Regions from separate parts of the Mus musculus genome. Here regions 2 and 3 are each linked to region 1. The links are chromatin loops, found by intact Hi-C in ENCODE. Cell type or tissue: heart. All regions are shown on one strand.

Region 1 (8,000 bases):
GCCTGTCAGAAGTCAAACGACATCTAGCCTTGAAATGACAAGTCTTGTGAGTTACACGGTTAACTCCAATTGTAAGTTACGCACCAGTGTCTAAGAATCTGCTCTTTGGGGGTCCAGTGTCGTGCAGACATGTGGAGACTTGAGTGGCCCTGGAGGAAGCTGACCACTGTCTCCTCCTCCGGGTTACAAACTCGGCTTCAAACAAACTTCACCATTCAGCTGTCAGATTAAAGGACCCAGACCGGATCTTACCCAGGCTCACCTGGATTTTGAGCCTGAATTTCCTGATGCCAGAGAAAGCTTTAAGTGCATTCAGAGCTTGGATTTTTACACTGTTGTCCTTCTCATCTAGCATGTCAGCCACCAAGTCGATGTCATCCATAGTACAAGAAGAGGCCTACAGTGTGTGAGGAGAGGTGGGGGAGACGGGAGAAGCGGGTGTCTTGGCCTGCACTGTCCCCCAAGTCTCTGAGGCCTTCTTTTCTTTGATGCTAGCAATCAGAGGGACAGGTCTGAGGACGCTGCCTGAGGTTACGGGTGAGCTACAAGCCAAGGACCAGACTGACTGGGAGGGCCCGGCTAAGCTCCGCCCCGCCCCGCCCTGCCCGGCCCCGCCCACCTCAGCCTCCAGCAAGTACACGCAGCGGGTGATGTTATGAAGGATCATGCTCCTGGTATACTCATCCTGTTTGCAGTCTAGAGAGTTGAGAAGTCTTCGAATCTCACCGGAGTCCCGCCCGTGGCGCTCTCTCTCGATGGCCAGGCCTAGAAAGCACCCCAGTCCACAGTTAGGGATACGGACTTAGAATTAGGAAAAGCAAGGGGCTGGGAAGTGGGGGAGAGGGAAGGAGGGAGCTGAGGGCAAAGGCTGTGCCTAGCGCTTCACGCTTCACAGACTGCTGCAACACCAACTGTGCACCGCACCAAGAACCTAATCTAATAATGTGCCATCTGCCCTGTCAGGCACTCGTTTGTCCACAATGACAACTTTCCTGGTGTGTAGCGCCAACAAGTAGGGTTCTGCTTTCACCAACAATCTCAAATTACTGACCCTTTTCCTGATGGCACAAAAGTACCCTAGGGAGAGTAGAGAGATGACTCAGTGGTTAAGGACACTGACTGTTCTTCCAGAGGACCTGAGTTCGATTTCTAGCAGCCAGATGGTGACTGACAAACATCTGTTTCTTCAGTCTGGGGATCCAATGCTCTCTTCTAGCCTCTGTGGGCACTGCACACACACACACACACACACACACACACACACACACACACACAGGCAAAACACCCAAACACATCAAATAAAGTCCCCCACGACCTAGTTGGAAACTCTGGGCAAAAGGTGTCTCAACTTTTCTTCCCTTCAGTATCTTCAGATCCTAGGCAAGAGCAGGACAGATAAAAAGCTCTTGATTTCCATTTCCAATACATAGAACAGAGAAAGCCAAGCTGATGGTTCCTGGCTGGAGACTTGGCTCTATGAAACCTGCTACCCAGAGACTCCCAAACTAGCTTCTATAGCAGAGCCTTGCCTCAGGTGCTGGGAAGGAGGAGGGGAACTGAGACAGACCGGAGGAGAGAAAGAAGGAAGGAGGAAAGAGGAGCTTGAAAGAGTCACCTTTGCCCCCACCCCCCAGGGGAGGCCTTAGGGAGGCTTCCTGGGGCAGAGCCCTCTCCCCAGGACCTGGACACTTACGGGCAATGCAGATCGGCGAGTTGGAGCAGAGTGGCGGATGACATTTTAAGCCAGTCCTGACGGCCTTGTACAGCAGGTATAAGGCCCCGGCGCCTGTAGCCAGGCCCACGAAGCTTTTGATGAGGTCCAGTTGCTCCAGGAACCGGGGAATGGTCTTGCCCATGTCTTCCGTGCTGCCTTGTGGCTAGGTAGGAGCTAGGCCTGGAGAGAACATTCTAGAACCAGAACCCTGGCAGGGCCCAGAACCAGGGTACTAGAATCAGCACTAGGCAACAAAGGACACTTAGGAGATGACGGGGTCCAGGAGGCCTCAGAGTGGTTCAGAGGAGGGAAGGTGCTACTTTAGGAGGCTGAGAAGAAGAAGTCAGAGACTCTAGGGGTAGAAGGGAGGGAGGGAGTGGGGCTCAGAGGCACCGCTTGCCTAGCGTGGAAAGGCTCATCTCTTCGGAGCTTTATGGGGTTTTGTCATCTATTTGTTTATTTTTTTCTTTCTGGTTTTTTTTTAAAGATTTATTTATTTATGTATATAAGTACACTGTAGCTGTCTTCAGGCATACCAGAAGAGGGCACCAGATCCCATTACAGATGGCTGTGAGCCACCATGTGGTTGCTGGGAATTGAACTCAGGACCTCTGGAAGAGCAGCCAGCGCTCTTAACCGGCTAAGCCATCTCTCTCTCCAGCCCCTTATATTTGTTTGTTTATAAACAGTGTAACCCTCACTATGTAACCCTGGCTGGCCTAGATCTGAGAAATCTGCCTGCTTCTGCCTAACCCTTGCTGGGTTAAAGGTGTGCATCACCACACCTGGTTTTTTACATTGAGGTGTGTCAAAGTCACATGCACGTGGATACCCAAGGCGTGCAGAAGAAAGTGTTGGACCCACTAGAACTGGAGTTGCAGACAGTGGTGAGCTGAGCCAGGTGTGTGCCAGTAACCAACCTTGGGTCATCAGGAAGAGCAAGAGCACCTAGCTGTGTGGTGCCCTCTCTCTACCTCCTCTCTGTAGTTTTTGAAATATCACCTAATTCAGGCTCTTACTATATTGTTAAGAATAACCTTTCCAGGAGCCGGGCGTGGTGGCGCACGCCTTTAATCCCAGCACTCGGGAGTCAGAGGCAGGTGGATTTATGAGTTCTCGAGGCCAGCCTGGTCTACAAAGTGAGTTCCAGGACAGCCAGGGCTACATAGAGAAACCCTGTCTCGGACCCCCCCCCCCAAAAAAAAAGAATAACCTTGATTGATCTTCCTGCCTCTACCTCCCTAGTGGCTGGCAGGTTACTGGTATGCATCACCACCGCCCAGCTCCTGTATGGTTGTGGATCTAAGTGTTGCGGCTCAGAAGGAAAAGGCTTCCGCTACGGAAATGGACTGTGCAGGGGAAGGTTTCTCCAACAAAAGTGTTACAGCCCTGCTCAGGTAGGGGGAGATCCCAGAAAAAGCTCTGCTCCCATGAAAATGTTAGAGTTGCTGCTAGAGGTATCCTGGCAATTGGGAGCCAGGGAATAACACAAGGTCACCCTGCATAACCAACAAGCGGCATACAAGAGATTGTGTCTATTGTGTCTGTTGGGAGGGTGGCTGTCTCTGCTCGAGTGAGAAGCTGCAGAGAACTGAGCAGAAGGCAAAACTTATATAAGATTTCTTGCTGCCTGGGTTGGGGGCAGGGAGATTTTCCTGTGGAGATTTCCAAGATGAGGATTGGTGGGATTTCAATTCCTGAGCTTGAGCGAGCTCAGGGATTGGTGGATTTTCCTGTTCAGGATTGGTGGGTTTTGTGGCAAGCCCAGGGGCTGGTATAGGATTCTATTTCTTGTTTCTGGTCTTGGGCTTAGGGTCAAGTCCGGGTCTGGGTGTTTATCCTTTGCCTTTTTATCCTACAGTGGGAGTGCCTGGGAGATGTGTGTGTGTGTGTGTGTGTGTGTGAGTGTGTGTACATGTGTGAACTTGTGTGTGCACCTGTGTCAGATATATATATATGCATGTGTGTTCACACACATGTACACAGGCCAGAGGATAATACTAAGTGTCTCCTTTGGGCTCACTCTCTCTCCATTGTATTTTATTACTTATTGTATTTTATGTATGTGGATGTTTTGGTTTTAGGTACGTATGTGCATCCATGAATGTCAGGTTGGAAGACAGGGTGAGATCTAGCAGTGGAGTTAGACCCTTGTGAGGTACCATGGAGATGCTGGGAGCCGAACCTGGTTCTTTGCAAGAGCAACCAATCGTCTTGACCACTGAGCCATCTCTTCAGCTCCCTCTTACTACATTAATATTACATTATGTTTCTATGCTTCTATCTGTGTGTGAGTCTGTGAACATCAATGCAGATGCCCGCAGGGGCATCACATCTTCCTGGAGCCTGAGTTACAGGTAGTTTCAAGCTGCCAGACAGATGTGCGTGCTGGGAATTGAACCAGGTAGCATGCTTGAGAGACATCTCTCTAGGCCCCGCTCCATCATAATTCCTGAGACAGGAACTCTCACTAAACCTGAGGCTCACTCACTTAGCTCAAGGGTATCCCTCTGTCCCCAACTCCCCCACGGCTCAGATTACACTAGTGTGCCTGGCTTTTGCTTGTTGATTTGTTTGTTCTTCGAGACAGGGTTTCTCTGTGTAGCTCTGGCTGTCCTAGGACTCACTTTGTGTAGACCAGGCTTCCCAAGTGCTGGGATGAAAGGTGTGCACTGACACCTTCCAGCTTCCTGTTTTATTTTTAATTAGCATACGTATTCATTGTTCAAACTGAGGAGTTTCACTAAGACATCGCATTCACTTCTCCAGTTCCTTTTTCTTTGAGCCAGGTTTGAGGGGCCAGCGGGTGCCTCGGGCCACTGCCCTTTCTTCCACTAGAGGGCAGCAGAGGCCCACTTCTAGGCTTGGGCCTTTGGGTGTCTTTCCTGACAGCTTGGGGGAAGCTCACCAGCAGCTTCCTGAACTATGTGTTGCGTTCCCACTATGAGTGGCAGACTATTCCTCAAGCATCGATGCCTCTTCCCACCCGAGTTTGAAAACAACGGATGGACACCTTAGACAGTTCTGCTGTCCTGTTGTTCTGCTTCCAATTGCAGCTGTGGAGTCGGCCTCCCTGAGGAAATCTCAAGGCTGCTTGGCTTTGTTGGCAGCATCCCAGATGGAGGCTTGCACTTGGTAGCTCTTTAAGCTATGTTGTCAGTGCTTAAAGGCTTAGACACAGCCCTCACTGTTTGCAGAGAGGGACTTGGTGCCTCTCTTTGTAACATGGCCCTAAAGGGAGAGAGAGCAGCTTTGCCTGGGCTGTGTCTGCATTTGCAGACCGAAGGGTCTATGTTTTCATTCGCACTCCAGAGGTGCCTGGAACATTCTCTCCTCTCGCCACAGCCTCTGGTGGTGACTATGGCCATGAGCTTCCTCCCCCTCCCCCCCTTTCGAGCTAGGGTAGGAGAGTCTGGACAGAGATTAAACTGTTACAGCTTGACAGGACCCACCCACTCAGAACCGCGACTCACTGTTTGCCATGGTGTAGGGAGCATGGAACACACCTATGCCCGGCATCTTCTTGTCCTCTCTGAAAATCTGCCTGGGAACCTCAGGGACTCCCAGCAACATGGAACACAAGGAAAAGGAGCAAAGTCCCTTGAAGATTCTACTGCCTTGGGATCACCTGTCACTTCCCACCAATTCAAGGCAGGAAAACAGTTCCCCCCCACCCCCAGGACTGTCACCTTAGGGTCAAAAGCCACTTTAGCTGGGCTGAGACTGGGTCTCTGCTCTGCCTTCTCACCCAGTCTTTTTACCCTTTCTGACCCCAATCGAGATGATTTAGCAAATTTCACGTTTCCCTTTTTTCTTCTGTTTTCTGGTGTTTGTGGTGTGCCCCTGTGTGTGCCCGTGTGTACCCACTTGCTTTAGAGTATATGCAGACCTGTGTGTGCAAGCATGTAGAAGCTCAAGGTCAACTTGCTACAATCTTTCTGTGTTCTGCTTTGTTGAGATAAAACAGGTGACCAGATAAAACAGGTGGGGAAAGGGTCTCTTTACCTTTCACTTCCACGTCTCAGTCTGACACTTAGGGAAATCAAGGCAGGGACTGAAGCTGAAGTCAGGGAAGGTCTTTTCCCAGCTCACTCTTCGGCTCATGGTCAGCTGACCTTTTTTTTTTTTAAAGATTTATTTATTATTATACATAAGTACACTGTAGCTGACTTCAGACGAACCAGAAGATGGCACCAGATCTCATTATGGGTGGTTGTGAAGCCACCATGTGGTTGCTGGGATTTGAACTCAAGACCTCTGGAAGAACAGCCAGTACTCTTAACCACTGAGCCATCTCACTAGCCCAATTCTACCTAACTGCTTAGGAATGGTGCCTCAATTAGCAATCCAGAAAACGGGCCACAGGACTGGAGAGATGGCTCAGAGGTTAAGAGCACTGACTTCTCTTCCAGAGGTCCTGAGTTCAATTCCCAGCAACCACAAGGTGGCTCACAACCATCTATAATAAGATCTGATGCCCTCTTCTAGTGTGTCTGAAGACAACTACAGTGTATTCATATACATACATAAATAAAATCTAGAAGAAATAAAAAAGAAAGAAAAGAAGCCGGGCATTGGTGGCGCACGCCTTTAATCCCAGCACTTGGGAGGCCGAGGCAGGTGGATTTCTGAGTTCGAGGCCAGCCTGGTCTACAGAGTGAGTTCCAGGACAGCCAAGGCTACACAGAGAAACCCTGTCTCAATAAATCCGGGTCACTGGGATAAAGGCTAGTTTTGCTATCAAGTTTACTCAGGGGATCCCATCTCTGCCTTCAGTGACTATATTTACAAGTGTGCTACCACATCCACATGGGACTTACATGGGTTCTGGGGGTCTGAATTTTAGTGTGCTTTAACTAGCGTGCCACAGTCGGCTTCTGTTCTTTAAAGACTAAAGGCAGCCAGGCAGTGGTAGTGCAGGCCTGTAATCCCAGCACTCGGGAGGCAGAGGCAGGCAGATTTCTGAGTTCGAGGCCAGCCTGGTCTACAGAGTGAGTTCCAGGACAGCCAGGGCTACACAGAAATCCTGTCTGGAAAAACCAAGACAAACAAAAAGACTCGACTCTGTTTGGCTGCCGCCAGATCTCTCCTGATACTTCTGGTTTTGCCTTTGAGGCAACTGGGATGACCAAACAACTTTTTTTTTGGTGGTGGTGGGGGACCGGGCTTTCTTTTTTCCCAGTGGTGCTTTAAGTCAGACCTAGGGTCTTATGCGACAACATCAAGTCTTATCAGTTGCTTCATTGTTAGCTTTTCGGGGCCAGCTATGAATGTTTGCTGTCTGCAGTGTCCAAGCATCTCCTGTCCCTCAGCCTCCTAAGTAGCTGGAGTAACAAGTCAGGCCATCCAGCCAGGCAGGAACGGCTTCTTTTATTCTGAGGATGCTGATGTTTGTGGAGACTTAGGGTACGTGTTCTGCCAGCTGGCACCTGGGTGAACCCTGGCAGCTTATTATTTTTGTTCTTTCATTAGAATGTGTATGAATGGTTCACTTCCATGTACAGCACCTGTGACCTGGTGGAGGAGGTCAGCAGGAGGCACTGGAGTCCCCAGGGACTGGAGTTACGGTTCAGAGCTGCCGGGTGGGTGTTGGGATTCAAACCTGAGTCTTTTGGAAGAGTAACACGTTTTGGGTGGTTTTTTTGTTGTTTTCTGTTTTTTGTTTTTTTTTTTTTTAACATTTATTATATGTATATGAGTACACTGTAGCTGTCTCCAGACACACCAGAAGAGGGCATCAGATCCCTCTACAGATGGTTGTGAGCCACCATGTGGTTCCTGGATATTGAATTCAGGACCTTTGGAAGAGCAGTGTTAACCGCTGAGCCATCTTTCCAGCCCCAACACATGTTCTTAAGTGATGGAATCAACTCTCTAGCTCCCTGTCTTGTCGGGGTTTCTATTCCTGCACAAAACATCATGACTAAGAAGTTGGGGAGGAAAGGGTTTATTCAGCTTATACTTCCTCATTACTGTTCATCACCAAAGGAAGTCAGGACAGGAACTTACCTAGGGGCAGGAGCTGATGCAGAGGCAATGGAGGGGTGCTATTTACTGGCTTGCTTCCCCTCGATTGTTCAGCTTGCTTTTGAACCCAGGACTACCAGCCCAGGGATGGCACCACCCACAATGGGCTGGGCCCTCCTACTCTTGATTGAGAAAATGCCCTACAGCTGGATCTCATGGAGGCATTTCATCAAGGGAAGCTCCTTTCTCTGTAATAACTCCAGCTGGTGTCAAGTTGTCACACAAACCCAGCAGGTACACCCTGTCAGCTTTTGAGAGC
Region 2 (8,000 bases), 120 kb after region 1:
GTGAATTCAGAGACAGCTGCCTGAACTGGGATTTTAGAAGTGCTCCATGCACGTGCAGCTTGGCCTGGACCATAAGTAGCAATCTCACTTCCAAGCTGGAAAGCAAGCCTGACAGAAACAGCCTGCTAACGTGACAGCAGCCCATAGTGAGGGAGCTTTGGGGCTCCAGGTTACGATCCCAGTGTCTCTAAGGAGGGAGGCTTGCTTTGTCACCCTCAAAATGCAGTCTGTGAGAGTGCTCCGTGCTTGTGTTCCTTGGACAACACAGGTCAGACCACAGCTTGCTATGGCATGTGCTCTTAGTGGAACACCGGTGCATTGGCCTGCTGGTATCCCAGCAGCGGCCCACAGTTGCTGGGGTCTCATAGAGATCGCTGCTGTCCCCCAGGCATGAACTGCTGCGTTTCCTCCTCTCCTCAGCTAACTGACGCCACAAATCTCTACACAGGCCAAAGAATCTTGGGAGATGGACACCAAAGAAAAGCTGACGCAGGCTGCCATCGTGAAAGAGAAGGGAACTGTGTACTTCAAGGTGTGTGAGTCTCTAAGTCCTTTCCATGTGGGGATACCTACCCAGTATCCATCAGCACCCTGTGCTGAGACGCACCCTCAGTTCTCACAGGCCTGCTGTGCTCTGTAGGAGGATTAGTGAGCAGAGTGAGTTCGTGTGCAGGAGGTAATGCAGAGGCCTCTTCTGTGTGCTGTGAGCAGGTGGAGCTTCCTCAGGAGCAGGCGAGGTGGACCAGACCTGGCTCGCTCGAGTGTGTGTGTCCCAGGTCAGAGTTCACAGGGGCGGCTCCAGCCCGCTCCCCCCTGACAGGTGAGACAGGAAAGGCCTTGCAGATCCCCCAGTTCACTTTGGATGATCTCTCTCAGGTTGCCGTGCTGTGGCTGCTTTTATGTAACTACAATGAAGGCAAGTCTCCTCCTGATTGTTTTAATTATAATTTTCAATTGAAATTTTTTTTAGGCTGGAGAGATGGCTCAGCAGTTAAGAGCATTGGCTGCTTTTCCAAAGGTTCTGAGTTAAATTCCCAGCACCTACATGGTGGCTCACAGCCATCTGTACAGGGATCCGATGCTCTCTTCTGACATGCACGTGCGCATGTGCAGAGTACTCATAAATAAAATAAGTAAATAAAAAATAAAAACAAATCTTAAAAATGTTTTAAAACATTTTCGCTCTTTAAATTAAAACAGCAGCTTTCACAGCAAATATCCTCAAAATAAATGTTTAATATTTAAGGTTTTATCAAGAAATATATCATTACTTATCAGTACCACTATTAACTGAGCAACAAGATAAAGATGCCATTAATGATACTGGCTGAGGGGCTGGCGAGATGGTTCATCGGGTAAGAGCACTGACTGCTCTTCCAGAGGTCCTGAGTTCAAATCCCAGCAACTACATGGTGGTTCACAACCACCCATAATGAGATCTGATGCCCTCTTCTGGTGCGTCTGAAGTCAGCTACAGTGTACTTACATATAATAATAAATAAATCTAAAAAAAAAAAAAAAATGATACTGGCTGGGTACCAAAAAGGCCCTGCAGACCGGCATGGATGACCAGGCTCGGCCCTCCCAAGAACCTGATGAGGAGAAAACACTGAGCCTTGTGGCCACAGTGATAAGATGTCACTTACAGCTGCCCCAGGGAATTACTGCCTCTCCAGAGCCCTGTCTCCTCAGGACCCAGGAACCAGTGCTTTATCCCCCAGGGCTGACACCCACACTCATTAAGTGAAATTTCGGAGTGCTGTGCCCATTGCTTGCCAGCCCACTTCCAAATTCCTGCTGTCTCCACATCAAGTGAAGGGCTTCTCGATGAGTGTTCAGAGCGGGCAGTCTTCTGCTGGGCCAAGTGATGCTGTGCAAGTGGCTGACTCCTGTCTCTGCCTTGTAGTGTGGAGACCCAAGCCAGAAGCCAGCTTTGTTGGCACACCTTTAAGCACAGGGCTCTGGAGGCAAGTGTATGTATGTGAGTTTGAGGCTAGCCTGGCCTACAGAGCAAATTCCAAACAACTAGGGCAACACAGTGAAGCCCTGCCTCAAAAAAAAAAAAAAAAGGACTTGGAGGGAACCCAAGTTTTCTTTGCTTTTTCTTTCTTTTACCAGCAGTCTTTAAACACAATTATTGGGGTTTTTGTTTGTTGTTTGGGTTTTTTTTTTTTTTTAAGATTTTATTTATATGTAAGTACACTGTAGCTATCTTCAGACACTCCAGAAGAGGGAGTCAGATCTCATTACGGATGGTTGTGAGCCACCATGTGGTTGCTGGGATTTGAACTTCAGACCTTTTGAACTCTGGACCTTCGGAAGAGCAGTCGGGTGCTCTAATCCACTGAGCCATCTCACCAGCCCCTGGGTTTTGTTTTGTTTTGTTTTGTTTTGTTTTTTATAGCACTATAAAGCAGAGACCTGAGGCTACTCTTCATGAGCCTCTGTACTGAGAAATGCTGTCACATCTACTACTGACTTACATTAGGGGGTTGGAACAAGAACACCATGTGGGACAACTGCAGAACTATGGGGCCATAGTCACCTCAAAAGAAACACTGGCAGAGACAGTGTGTATTTGTAACAAAGTTATAAACTAACGTATGACTCATGGGCAGCCAAGCAGATGGCGATAGGAGCCCTGAGCAGGGATCTGGAAATGGAGCTGTCCCTTCCATGTCATTGAGGCCAATCACCTGTGTTGCAGGGAGCCTTTCAGGGGTGATAAGTATATTTCAACATGTTTCAAATCTTCCTAAAATGACCAATCTGGATAAAATCTGGATCACTAGTCACACATACGGAACACATTATTTTTAACATGTAATCTGATAGACAGGATCTTTCAAAACATCAGTCTGTTGGGGGGAAAAAAATTAATGAAAGGTTCAAAATCACTGACCTAAGACTTACCCCAGAATGTCTCTGAACATTTTGTCTCACCAAGCACTTCCTGGAGGCTCCTTCCTCATTCTAGGTGAGGAGCAAGGCACCGCCCACCGCCGCCCCACCCCCCCACCCCCCCAGTCAGGCTGTCTGCTTCAGAGGCTGGAGGACTGCCTTCTGTCTGCTTGTCCCTTCTCCCTTCAAAGTTTAAGGAGCCTTTCTTTTGGCTGTGCTGCTCTGGCCAGCGTCATCTTCCCAGAGTATCTGACGTGATGTGTGCCATGTGCAGAGTGTGGGTGACTGTAGGGATGGGCTGGACTACAGTTCTATGTCCCTTAATATCTGCATGATCTATTCACCTGCCAGGCCAGTTTCAGCTGTGGGCAGAGAGGGACTGAATGTGGTATTTAGACTGATGTTGAAACTTCCTTTCAACCTCTGAACACTCATGCAGAGACACAGAAAGCACTGTCCTCATCCGGTTCTGAAAGTTACTGTCAGGCACTGTAGCACTGTCACTGCACAAAGGAAGGCTAAGGACGCTCTGCTGTGTGCGGGCATCTTGCGCCCCCTAGTGCTCCTTGGGAAGGAAGTGTGGCCGCGGCTGGCTGATTGTGCTTGAGAGCTGGAGTGTTGTAGGAAGAGCTCTACATCGTCATGGCTCCCTCTCCCGAGTGCAGTCAGGTCTGCCATCCCTTGTACAGTCGTACAGGAAGGGTCCTCTGTATTCAAGCTTGTAATTACTGTGCAGAAAAGAACTGTCACCTATATTCCAGGTTTACTCGTGTTGTTACAAGCTGCCATTCCGTGGTGCAGCTGTACCTACAGTAGTCAGCACGCTGTCTCCACCCCACAGTTTGTTGTTTAGGGCATGTGCTATGTACAACATTCAGTGTTTACAACTCTCAGAACTCAGTAGTAAGCAGGACCATATCTAGAGTCTGGTTACTCTGAAACAGCGCCTCACAGGGGTCACATATCAGATATCAGGTGTCTACGTTCTGATTCATAACAGTAGCAAAATTACAGTTATGAAGTAGCAACAGAAAACGTTTCATGGTTGGGAGTTTTATGGTTATGAGAAAGGGGGTCATAGCGTTAGGAAGGCTGAGAAGCACTGCCTGGGAGCTGAGGCAGGAAGACTGAGTTTGGCACTAGACTTGTCAATTTAGCAAGGCCTTTTCTGTGTGAAATAAAAACATCAGCCTAGAAATAGAGCAGGGATGGTGCTTGCTTAGTATGCATGAGGCCTTGGTACGGCGGAGGAGGCTGCTAGACCAGACAAGAGCAGGACAGTCTCTCACACGGTAAGCTTGCTCTTTAGGGTTATGTACACTGTGTGCTATCAATGGCCGTGGTCAGCACAGGGCATTCTGGCCCACCCACTCTTAACAATCACATGGTGCCGGGGTAGAGCCCCGGCACTGCAGCTCTGCCGTGCTGCCTCTGCTTTCACTGCTACTGAGAGCCGAGCGTTTGCACAATCTGCTTTAGACAGGCCTGCTGTGTGGGGACTGCCAGTTACCATATTGCAGTATTTACTATCAGTGCTGAATGCCAAGAGAAAAGAGGAAAGTCACCTCCTCTTCCATAAGCCAAATGGCTCACCATCCTTTTGAAAGACTGAGGAATGTTGGTTCCAAACAGTGTAACCTCCTGCTGCCAGGCTGAAAGAACACTGAAGCAGCCATGCGGTGGCATTACCCTGGTCCAGGCCACCTCACAGGCCAGCAGAGCTTCCGCAGAACTAGGGAGGGACAGGAGATAGAGTGGGGCTGACATGCAGAACTATTCCGTGTGAGCACTCGGCTAGGGCAGGCCACGCTCACACTTCACTGCATCCTTTCCAGATGGATACAAGTTGTTGGGGGCTTTTTTCTCCTAGGGAGGCAAGTACACGCAGGCCGTGATTCAGTACAGGAAGATAGTGTCCTGGCTGGAGATGGAATACGGCCTGTCAGAGAAGGAGTCCAAAGCCTCAGAGTCGTTCCTCCTCGCAGCCTTCCTGAACCTGGCCATGTGCTACCTGAAGCTCCGAGAGTACAACAAAGCCGTGGAGTGCTGCGACAAGGTGGGTGAGCCGTACTTCACTCTCCGTTTATCTGTGTGGCACCTCTGCCCCCTTCAGGCTGTTCCTCTATGGTCAGCATGAGCTGGGACGCCATAAAGGATGGGGCTTTTTGTGCACTACTTTTATCCTGCATTTTACATAAAGCCATTAACAGAATTGATAAGAGTCTTCATCTGTGGTCTTCCTTACCCTGGTCCTTTGTGGGAGAGGAGACAAAGAGCCTTGAGGTTCCCTCTTTATTGTTTTGTTTGCAAGGCTGGGGATTGAACCCAGGGCACTGTGCATGCTAGGCAAACACTTTACCACTGAGCCATACAGCCTACCCCCAGTGACACACTTCCTCCAACAAGCCACACTTCCTAATTTCTAATCCTTCTAATCCTTTGAAACAATTCCATTCCCTGGTGATGATGTATTCAAATATATAAGCCTGGGGGGGGGGGGAGACATTCTTATTCAGAGCATTTACCACCATGGTTAATGCCTATGGTCTCAGCATTTGAGAGGCAAAACAGAAGAATTGAGAGTTCAAGGCTGGCCTGGGCTACATGAGTTCTTGTCTCAAAAAATAACTATTATCAAGATAGCTCAGCTGGTAAAGGCACTTGCTGTCAAGCCTGATGACAGGAGTTTGATTCCTAGGACCTTGTGGGAAAGAAAGAACAACTTTGTCATATGTCCTCTGGCCTCTTCCTCATTCATAGTATTACATGTGCATACACAAAGGTAATAATAATATATTATTTTAGAGATTTATTGATGTGTATGAGGACTCTGTACCTGCCCACCAGAAGAGGGCATCAGTCCTCATTACAGATGGTTATGAGCCATCATGTGTTTGCTGGGACTTGAACTCAGAATCCCTGGAAGAGCAGTCAGTGTTCTTAACTGCTGAGCCATCTTTCTAGCACAATAATACATTTTTTAAAAACAACAAAAAATAGATATAAAGTGGCAAAAAAGACATTTTATATAAGAGTTTAGTTGGCTTGTTTTGCCTTGAGAGAGGAATATTATTGTTAATTATACTTTTTAAAGTTTGTGCTGTTTTTTTTTTTAAATATATAGCTGTTACAAAGTTCAGAATTTAAGCACACAAGAAAGCCCAGCTATCAAAAAAAAAAAAAAAAAAAAAAAAAAAAAAAAAAAAAAAAGCCAGGCAGTTGTGGCTCATGCTTTTTTTTTTTTTTTTTTTTTTTTTTTTTTTTTTTGGTTTTTTGAGACAGGGTTTCTTTGTATAGCTCTGGCTGTCCTGGAACTCACTTTGTAGACCAGGCTGTCCTCGAACTCAAAAATCTGCCTGCCTCTGCCTCCGAGTGCTGGGATTAAAGGGGTGCACCACACAGAGAAACCCTGACTCGAAAAAACAAAAACAAAGAAAAAGAAAAAAAGCCCAGCTATAAAATTCCCATCAACTTTCTCTCCCAAAGCCACTCATTTAAAGATTTACTTTATCTTTAAAATATTTGTACATGTACAGATAATATTTGTGTTATCTGTATGTGGCGCGCGCACGCGTGTGTGTGTGTGTGTGTGTGTGTGTGTGTGTGTATGCGCAGGTGCTCCCTGGGTCCAGCAGAGGGAGTCTGATCGTTAGAGCTTGAGTCCCAGGCAGCTGTGATAGGGTTGCTGGGCTGCTGGGAACTGAACTCGAGGCTTCTGCAAGAGCCATGCTCTTAGCCCGGGAATGGCTTCTCCAATCCTTTAGACATTTACTATGGTAGGAGAGGTTGTCTGCATGTGCGTGTGCACATGGTACACACATGGGCGGCCTGGGGGTAGTTCTCCTTCCCCCATGCTGAAGGACCAAGCTCACTGAAGCTCATCAGCAGGTGCCCTTCCCACTGAGTGTCTCTCTCCCCTCCCAGAGCATCTTTCTCTATAGAGTCCTAGTTTTTCCAAATGAAGAATAACTGCTTTATTTTTTTCAGTCAAACTCTCATATCCCAGTTTGACTTAAGACTTGCTTTGTAGCTGAACTTCTGGTCCTCCTGCCTCCACCTCCTGTTGGTGGTTTGTTTTATTTGTTTGTTTGTTTTTGTTTTTGGTGGTGGTTTTTTGAGAGAGGGTTTCTCTGTGTAGCCCTGGCTGTCCTGGAACTCACTTTGTAGATACGGCTGGCCTCAAACTCAGAAATTCACCTGCCTCCACCTCCCGAGTGCTGGGATTAAAGGCGTGTGCCACCACCGCCCGGCTGTTTTGTTTTTAAGATAGGGATAAAATTCAGTATTTTGTATATACTAGGCAAGCTAAGATAAACCCCAGACTTTGCATATGTATTCTTAAAATATGTAGATTTAGGACTGGAAAGGTGGCTCAGAGGCTGTAAGAGTACTCACTGTGCAAGCATATAGGGCCCGAGTTCAGATCTTGGCACTCAACATACAAGCCTGGCCTAACCCACAGAGAAGGGGAGCACTAAGTGGATCAGGATAAAGGATCACTAGTGCTTGCTGACTGCCAGTCTCTCTGAAAACTTGAAAATTGTGAGCTCTAGGTTCAAAAGAAATAAAGCAGAAAATAAAAGGGAAGATACCTGTCGTGCGTGCGTGTGTGTGTGTGTGTGTGTGTGTGTGTGTGTGTGTGTGCTCGCTGGCACAGATGCATCGATACATACTTGTATAATACACAACACACACACACAAATATATATATATATATATATATATATATATATATATATATATACACTAAATAGAGAAAGATTTGGACATAGTTATTATGTGAAAGCAGCAGTCTTTCCACGTCAGATGAGTGCATTCTACACTTGTCCCTCACTGAGCTTGGTGTGAAAAGACTCACCTCTTTAGATCCATTCTGTGAACCATGGGGTTTCACTTAACTGATCCTCACAGGAAGATTTTCAGGGCTTGTTTTTATTATAAGGGTCATAATAATAACCATAATAATAATAAAGGCAGTGGTGGTGCAAGCCTTTAATCCCAGCACTTGGGAGGCAGAGGCAGGCGGATTTCTGAGTTCGAGGGCAGCCTGGTCTACAGAGTGAGGTCCAGTCAAAGCTCTCAGCACCATCAGGGGCTCA
Region 3 (8,000 bases), 140 kb after region 1:
TGGTCTGAAGGGACCCTGCTGGCCGGTCCTGGCCTGCCCTAAAGGTGAGGGGAAGAGAAAGGAAGAGTTGGGGAACAGTTGGGGTGGGGGGGATAGTAGGTAGAGAAGCTAACTGAGCCCTGGAGGATTTGCTGTTGATCCTGGCACCTTCCCTTTCCCCCAGGCTGAGCTCTGCCCTGCAGCCTCTTGCCCCAGTGACCTGGTTCTAGAACTAACCTGGCAGGTGGTCCATCCTGTAGTGAGGGAGGCCCAGCTTGGAGGCCATGCCTGTGGGGTCAGGCACAGACGTGCCAACCACAGAGAACAGCAAATCGAAGGGAAACTCCCAGAGAGCCATACAGGAGAGGTGACATGGCCCAGGAAGTGCTCAGGCTGAAATGAGGGGCTTGGCTCAGCATGGAAAAGCCAAGGATTCCACCAGTGGGCAGAAGGACACCTCATGTCTTGGAGACCAGCCAAAGGGCATCAGTCAATCAGTCAGTTCTTCAGAGCTGACTAACAAGGATAGCACTGGTACCCGATGCCATGGGCACCGTAGAGCCAGCAGTGTTACACCTCAGTAGGCGTACCCTTCCCATTGCCCTTTCCTCCCATGAAGAGAAGGTTTCAAACGCTCCAAATACCAGTTACTAAGAGATGGCAGGGTGGCCCAGTGGGTAAATACGGATGACCTGTATTGGATCCCTGCTTCCCACATGGTAGAAGGAGTCTGCAAGTTGTCTTCTGACCTTCACATGCACGGGAGCGCATGCACACGTATGCATGCATGCATGCACACACACACACTAAGATGCACTAATTTTTAAGAAGCATTTTAAAAGATACCACTGCATGGACAGCTGCATGAACAGCTGTGTGAACAGCTGCACGAACAGCTGCATAAACAGCTGCACGAACAGCTGCATGAACAGCTGCTTGGACAGCTGCATGAACAGCTGTATGAACAGCTGCACAAACAGGTGCATGAACAGCTGCTTGGACAGCTGCATGAACAGCTGTGTGAACAGCTGCATGGACAGCTGATGAACAGCTGTATGAACAGCTGCACGAACAGTGGTGTGAACAGCAAAACAGCTATGAACTATCCTACACCACCTTCTAGCCTGGCATGGTGACTCTCACCTTAAATCCCAGCACTGAGTTCAAGCTCAGCCTGCTTACAGTGCAAATTCCAGGACTACATAGTGAGACCCCATCTCTAAATAAATAGTACTAAAAGTATACTCAGCCTGGAGAAACAAAGCCACACTGGCATGCGTACCACTCTGTGCTTTCTGTGCAGAGTGCAACACCTAACACCTGAAATGCAAGATTTCTCTGGTATGAAAGAACACAGGCTCAATATTATACTCTGTAGAATGGGCCGCATACAATTGCAGTGCTCAAGAGCAGGTGAGCCAATCTCAGGTGGCAGAATGGCAGAACCCTGAAGAGTGGGTGGCTCCGGGCCACAGAGGCAGAAGGGGAGCAGAGGTCTGCTCAAGTGGATCGACTATGTGGTTGTCCGGCATACATGATGTAGTATGTGGTTGTCTGGTGTACATGAGGAACATTTTGTTTTTGTTTTCACATATATTTATTGTGCACAGTTGATGATCAGTTAATAAAGAGTACTGGAGGAAGAGACCATTTTAAAACAGTGTGTGTGTGTGTGTGTGTGTGTGTGTGTGTGTACACAGCACCTGCTCCTGCCACACCAGTGTAGACCTGAGGAAGATGTTGGATCACTGGAGTGCTTGGTTGTGAGTCACCTGATGTGGGTGCTAGGAACCAAATTCGGGTTCTTCGAAAGAGAAACAACTGCCACTAAACTCTGAGCCCCCTCTCCAGTCCCAAGAGAGCTTTTATTCATTTTTAATTTTATTTGTTTCGTGTGTGTGGATGTTGGGATTGGTTCTAATGCTTTGTCTTAATTTGGCTCCCAAAATCACATAGGAATCTGCACATTCAGACGCAGAGGGTCCTTGTTGGTTTTTGATTCACCAATAAAGTGCCGAAGACAATGGCCAGGGCATGGTGGAAAGAGGCGGGGCTTTTAGGATTCCTGGGCAAGGAACGCAGAAGGGAGAAGGCACGGAATCTCCATGGTGGGGAAGCAGAGAGATCAGATTTCAGAGCTTCAGGAGAGAAATCTGCAATGTGGGTACAAAGGGAAAGTGCATGGGAGGGCTGCCCAGGAGGAAACAGGGCAGCAAAGATAAATAGAGATTTAGAAAGTGTTAACCTGGAATACCGGAGGGGAGGGTGTGCTAGCTGCTGGGAGGTTTGGAAGTGCCCAACCATTGAGCTAGTCAAGGTATAATAAAGTGTGTGTGTGTGTGTGTGTGTGTGTTTCATTCTCAAATCCAGAGAAGTCTGGCGGTGTCAAGAAATGCGATCAAAAGATGGCCTAGTCGGCCATCACTGGAAAGAGAGGCCCATTGGACACACAAACTTTATATGCCCCAGTACAGGGGAACGCCAGGGCCAAAAAGGGGGAGTGGGTGGGTAGGGGAGTGGGGGTGGGTGGCTATGGGGGACTTTTGGTATAGCATTGGAAATGTAAATGAGCTAAATACCTAATAAAAAATGGAAAAAAAAATAAAGAAAGAAATGCGATCACCCCCGGGGAACTCAGAGTGGATTAACAATGCACGGCTACATATGGATGCTTACGTGTATGTCTGTTTACTGCATAAGTGTCTGGTGCCCTTGGAGGCAAAAGGAAAGGCTCACCTGAGACTGGAGTTACAGTCAGCTGCTTCGTGGGTGACAGAGACCAAAGCTGGGTTCACTGGAAGAGCAACCAGTGCTCTTAACAGCTGAGCCATCTCCCCAGCGCCAAAACACAGGGGATCGTTTTTTTAATCCCAATGGAGTGAGGGTGTGAGGGGCTGGATCAACATGCAAAGCACTGCCCCAGTGTAGAAGTGGGCATCTCTGTGCAGCAGAGAACAGAGACCATGTACGCAGGCGCACCAGGTCAGCGGAGCGAGGGCTGTGACTGGTAGAGTCCAGGGATGGTTGAAGCACTCAGATGCAGATGAGCAGAGCAATCTGGGTCAGGGTGTTGAGGGAGGCTGAACACCTCACCACTGCCGGTAATTGTGTTGCGGTTGCCGGCAAGCGCTCTTGATGGGAGGAGCAGCCACTGCCAGCCTGGGAATTAAGTAATATATGAAGAACCAAAAAGGGAGATGCTTCACGCCCTGGGGACCCCAGAAAGATGGTAGAGAACTGTTAAGCCAGCAGGTAACGCTTTTTTTCTGTTAAGAGCCAGGGAGTCTTTCAGGTACGTGGGTCTCCAACGCAGACACTCAGTGCTGCCCTCTGGTGGGCGTCACCCGGAAGATCTCCGCCAAGCGGCCTCGCGCTCAGCGCAGCTTACAAATAACTGCACAGTCGCCTTGACCCACATTCAGTGGTTAGACTTCAAGGCTATGCCTGTCCAGCTACACAGGGGTCTGGAAGGGTAGCCTGTACCACGCTAGCCATGTGCCTATTAGAAATAGACCTTGGGAGCTGGAGAGGTAGCTCAGCCATTAGAAGTTAGCTGCTCTTCCAGAAGACCTGGGTTCGATTCCCAGCATCTACAAGGTGGCTCACGGCTGTCTATAAATCCAGTTCCAGAGGGCCCAATGCCCCTCTCTGGGCTCGGGGGGCGGGGGGAGCACCAGGCACGCAGATAGTACACATATATACATGTGGGTAAAATAACATGCATATACACATATGTGTGTTTGTGTATCATAGTCATCATGTGCCTATCAAAAATACACCACAATATACCACGAGGGGACTGAAGAAATTCCTCAGTAGTTAAGAGCACTTGTTCTTGCAGAAGACCCAAGTTTGATTCCCAGTGCCCACATGGCAGTTCATAACTGTCTATAATTCCAGTTCCAAGGGATCTGATGAGTATATCAGGCACACATGTGCTACACATACATACATACATACAGGCAAAGCACAAAAAGAAAATAAATTATATATATATATATATATATATATATATATATATATATATATATATATATATATATATATATATATCAGGATATCCATAGACTATAAAAAAGCTCTGGGCTGCCAAGCGTGGTAGTGCACGCCTTTAATCCCAGCACTTGGGAGGCAGAGGCAGGCGGATCTCTGAATTCGAGGCCAGCCTGGTCTACAGAGTGAATTCCAGGGCAGCCAGGGCTACAGAGAGAAACCCTGTCTCAAGCAAACAAAAACCCTGGGCTGGACACAGTGGCACCTGCAATCCAATCCCAGCACCTGAGAGCGGAGGCAGAGGGCCGGGTTCTCTATGTGCTAGGAACGTGCAATCCAAAATGAAAAGGTAATTTACGAACCCGTTCTGGAGCCAGGTGTGGCATCACAGCCCCACAGTCCCACACTGGGAGACGGAGGCAGGGATTGAGAAGTCCAAGGTTGTCTCCAGCCACAGAGGGAGTGAGTCCAGCCTGGCTTCATGAGGGATAAAATACAACGATGGCCATGGGCCAGTGAGATGAGTTCAAGTTCAAACCCTAGGACCCCACCCTATAGGGCCCCACCCTATAGGACCCCACCCTATAGGACGCCTCCCCTCAAAGTAGTTCTTTTAATGCTTTTTTTTTTAAGCTGCATGTCCCTGTAACCCCAGTGTTGGCGGCTGAAGGTGGCCCACATAAAGGAAGACACCCAAATGCCCCCAGGTCTCTGCATTCTCAGACGTAAGTGGGTAAATGTCCGCACCTCGTGTCTACACCACACACATGCTTGAGAATTTCAGCTAAAAGTAAAAATAAAAGACAGAAACTCAGGGCCATGGGTAGCACTCTGCCGTGGAGCACTTACCTGGCGTGCGCGAGCCCTTGGGCTCATTGTGGCCCACGGGGAGAAAAACAGTATAAAATATTCAGGCTCAAAGTCAAAAACCCTGTGTGGAGATGTTCTCAGAAAGCTGCGAAGCACAGTCTCCGGGAGTAAAGTCCAGAGCCTACAAGGGGATGCCCTGTGTTTGTGCATTAGAAGATGCGGTTCGGTTTTGAGGCCAGTAGGCCTCCAGCCAAACAGTTTAATGAGATGGCTCCCAAATTTCAACTTTGTTGCTATTAGATTTCTTTTGTGTGTGTGTGTGAGTGTTTGCCTGTATATATGTATGTTTGAATGTATATATGTATATCATGTGCAAACAAGTGTCCAAGAAGGCCAGAAGAGGGCGCCAGATCCCACAGACCTGAAGTTAGGAATGGTTATGACCCATCTCTCAAGTACCTATTGCTGTTTTAAGGCAGAGTCTCACGTAGATCAGGCTAGCCTCAAACTCTGTGTAGCTGGGGATGACCTAGAAGCCTTCTTTCTTTCTCTCTTTCTTTCTTTCTCTCTTTCTTTCTTTCTTTCTTTCTTTCTTCCTTCCTTCCTTCCTTCCTTCCTTTCTTTTTCTTTTTTCTTTTTTTCTTTTTTAATTTTTCGAGATAGGGTTTCTCTGTGTAGCCCTGGCTGTCCTGGAACTCACTCTGTAGACCAGGCTGGCCTCGAACTCAGAAATCCGCCTGCCCCTGCCTCCCAAGTGCTGGGATTAAAGGCGTGCGCCACCACTCCTGGCTCTCTTTTTCTTTTAACATTGACTTTTATTTATGTGTCTCTGTGTGTGCCACGTGTGACACGTGCGGGTATCCTTAGAGGTGGGTATTGAATCTCCCAGAGCTAAAGTTACAGGCCACCCAACTTAGGTGCTGGGGACAGAGCACAGGTCCTCTAGAAGAGCTGGCAGAGTTCACTACAGAATCTCTCAGCTTCAACCTGGAACCTTTGGACCTCTGCCTCAGCCTCCCAGTCCTGGGATGAGAGATGTGGCCACCGCTTTCAAAAGATTGTGCTGGGAAAATGGTTGAAGCTTGTGTGTGCACACATGCATACTCACATACACTCACACACATTCACAAACACACTCACTCATACAAACACATACATTCACACACACTCAGACACATTCATATACGAACACTCACACACACACACACACCACATACAGATACTCACACACATAAACACACATACACTCTCATACTACATACTCACACACACCCATACACAGATACTCATACACACTTACACATACAAACACAAACACACACATATACACACATACATACACAATCAGTCACACACACACATACACACACAATCAGTCACACACATATACACACAATCAGTCACACACACATAAACACACAGTCACACACATACACAATCAGTCACACACACATATACACACAATCAGTCACACACACACATACACACACAATCAGTCATACACACACACACATACACACACAATCAGTCACACACACACACACATACACAGATGCTCATACACACATATACTCACACTCAGACACTCACATACTTAACACACACTCATACACTCTCTCATACCACACATACACACACACACACATTCATACACATACACTCACACACACTTTCTCACACACTGTCACACACCATCATGTGACTAAATGAACCTGGAGCCTTGCACTCAGAGTTGGGCTGGTGAGCCCCGCACCCTGGCCTCTGCTCGCAGCTCTTTATGAGGTGCTAAGATCCTTGTGTTAGTACAGGAGGCTCTCTGCCATCGGGGCTGTCTCCCCGGGCCGCCTTCACAAATCTTGAATGCTGGGTGCCTTCTGGAACATTCCAGGAGCAAGGGACATGCAAGTGACAAATCTTCCCCGCCTCTCTTCACATTATACTTTTTCCTTTTTAACTTCCTTGGATTTTTTTTTTTTTCTGTGTGTGTGGTTGTTGATTTGTGGCTTGGCATTTGTGTATTTGTGTATTGGCTTGTTTCAAAGCAGAGTCTTTTTTGTTGTTGTTGTTTTCTTTCCTTTTTTTTTGGTGTTTTTTTTTTTTTTTTTTTTTTTTTGGTGTTTTGGTTTTTTGAGACAGGGTCTCTCTGTATAGCCCTGGCTGTCCTGGAACTCACTTTGTAGACCAGGCTGGCTTACAGTTGAAGATCTCCCCTCCTCTGCTTCCCGAGTGCTGTGTTATGCTATATCTCAGGCTGGCCTAGAACTCGCTATATAGCCCAAGCTGATCTTCAGCTTACAGCAATCCTCCTGCCTCAGACTCCCCAGTGCCAGGATTTCAGGTATGCATTCCAAATCTGGCTTCCTCTACGCTGTCTCAGGGACACAGCAGGATGTCAGCTCCCCTGACCAGAATCACTAGATCCAAGTTACACTCATCAGCCAAGCCATGGCTCCTCAGAGCACACAGGCTACTGTAATAGAAGGTGGCTAAATCAACTGGCCATAGTCGCTCCCCACTCTGTTGCATGTGCACCCCCTCCATGCTGTGACTTGATCGCAGAACCTATCAGGGATAAGTCTGTTTCTCCAGCCACTTAAACCTAGGTTGGCCCTGTGTAAAAGGATTGACTGCAGAATGAGGGGCCGCTAGGCATTCCAGTCAGCTCGCTAGGACCCAAGACCTCAGATGAAGAACCGTGTATGTAGTGAGAGTTTGGGTTTCTTAAAAAAAAAAAAAAAAAGGACTGGAGGAATGGCTCAGAGGTTAGGATCACTTACTGCTCTTCCGGAGGTCCTGAGTTCAATTCCCAGCAACCACATAATGGCTCACAACCATCTGTAATGGGGTCTGATGCCCTCTTCTGGTGTGTCTGAAGTAGGCTACAGAGTATTCATATAAATAAATAAAATCTAAAAAACAAACAAACAAAAACAGTTATGCTATTGTGATGGTTTGTATATGCTCAGCACAGGAAGTGGTACTATTAGAAAGTGTGGCCTTGTAAGAGTAGGTGTGTCACTGTGGGTATGGGCTTTAAGACCCTGACCCTCACCCCAGCTGCCTGGAAGCCAGTCTTCTAGCAGCCTTCAGATGAAGATGTAGAACTCTCAGCTCCTCCTGCGCCATGCCTGCCTGGATGCTGCCATGCTCCTGCCTTGATACTGGACTGAACCTCTGAACTTGTAAGCCAGCCCCAGTTAACTGTTGCCTTTATAAGA

Evidence for each region. Peaks named below come from ENCODE experiments on the same cell type or tissue, not always from the same donor. Only the 100,000 strongest peaks of a DNase experiment are listed, where the experiment ranks them.
Region 2: it touches region 1 in a loop (9-fold over the local background); 28 of 42 quality-filtered maps call a loop at or near these places.
Region 3: a loop joins it to region 1, with 5 times the contacts of the local background. A loop is called at or near these places in 35 of 42 quality-filtered maps.

What each region holds. Positions count from the first base shown.
Region 1 is chr17:28,524,740-28,532,739 of GRCm38, reverse strand. Armc12 (armadillo repeat containing 12) reads right to left here and starts at 1,879. Exons shown (of 6, transcript NM_026290.3): 1 at 1,694-1,879; 2 at 620-765; 3 at 263-397. The coding sequence starts at 1,856. E230001N04Rik (a long non-coding RNA gene) reads right to left here. Exons shown (of 2, transcript XR_385504.4): 2 at 6,852-8,000. Gm41506 (a long non-coding RNA gene) reads left to right here. Exons shown (of 3, transcript XR_003952333.1): 2 at 2,960-3,111; 3 at 3,799-3,995. In heart, CTCF peaks have their summits at 2,216 (motif pointing right) and 7,438 (motif pointing right); DNase peaks (open chromatin) are centred at 4,579 and 5,109; H3K4me3 peaks cover 695 bases; H3K27me3 peaks cover 3,578 bases.
Region 2 is chr17:28,403,042-28,411,041 of GRCm38, reverse strand. Fkbp5 (FK506 binding protein 5) reads left to right here. Exons shown (of 11, transcript NM_010220.4): 8 at 449-532; 9 at 4,772-4,957. Among named protein-coding and RNA genes, the nearest start is that of Gm22146, 39 kb to the left of the region's middle. In heart, CTCF peaks have their summits at 3,463 (motif pointing left) and 5,742 (motif pointing right); a DNase peak (open chromatin) is centred at 3,451.
Region 3 is chr17:28,381,691-28,389,690 of GRCm38, reverse strand. No RefSeq gene overlaps it. Among named protein-coding and RNA genes, the nearest start is that of Tulp1, 20 kb to the right of the region's middle. In heart, a CTCF peak has its summit at 5,175 (motif pointing right); a DNase peak (open chromatin) is centred at 3,350; H3K4me3 peaks cover 656 bases; H3K27me3 peaks cover 3,633 bases.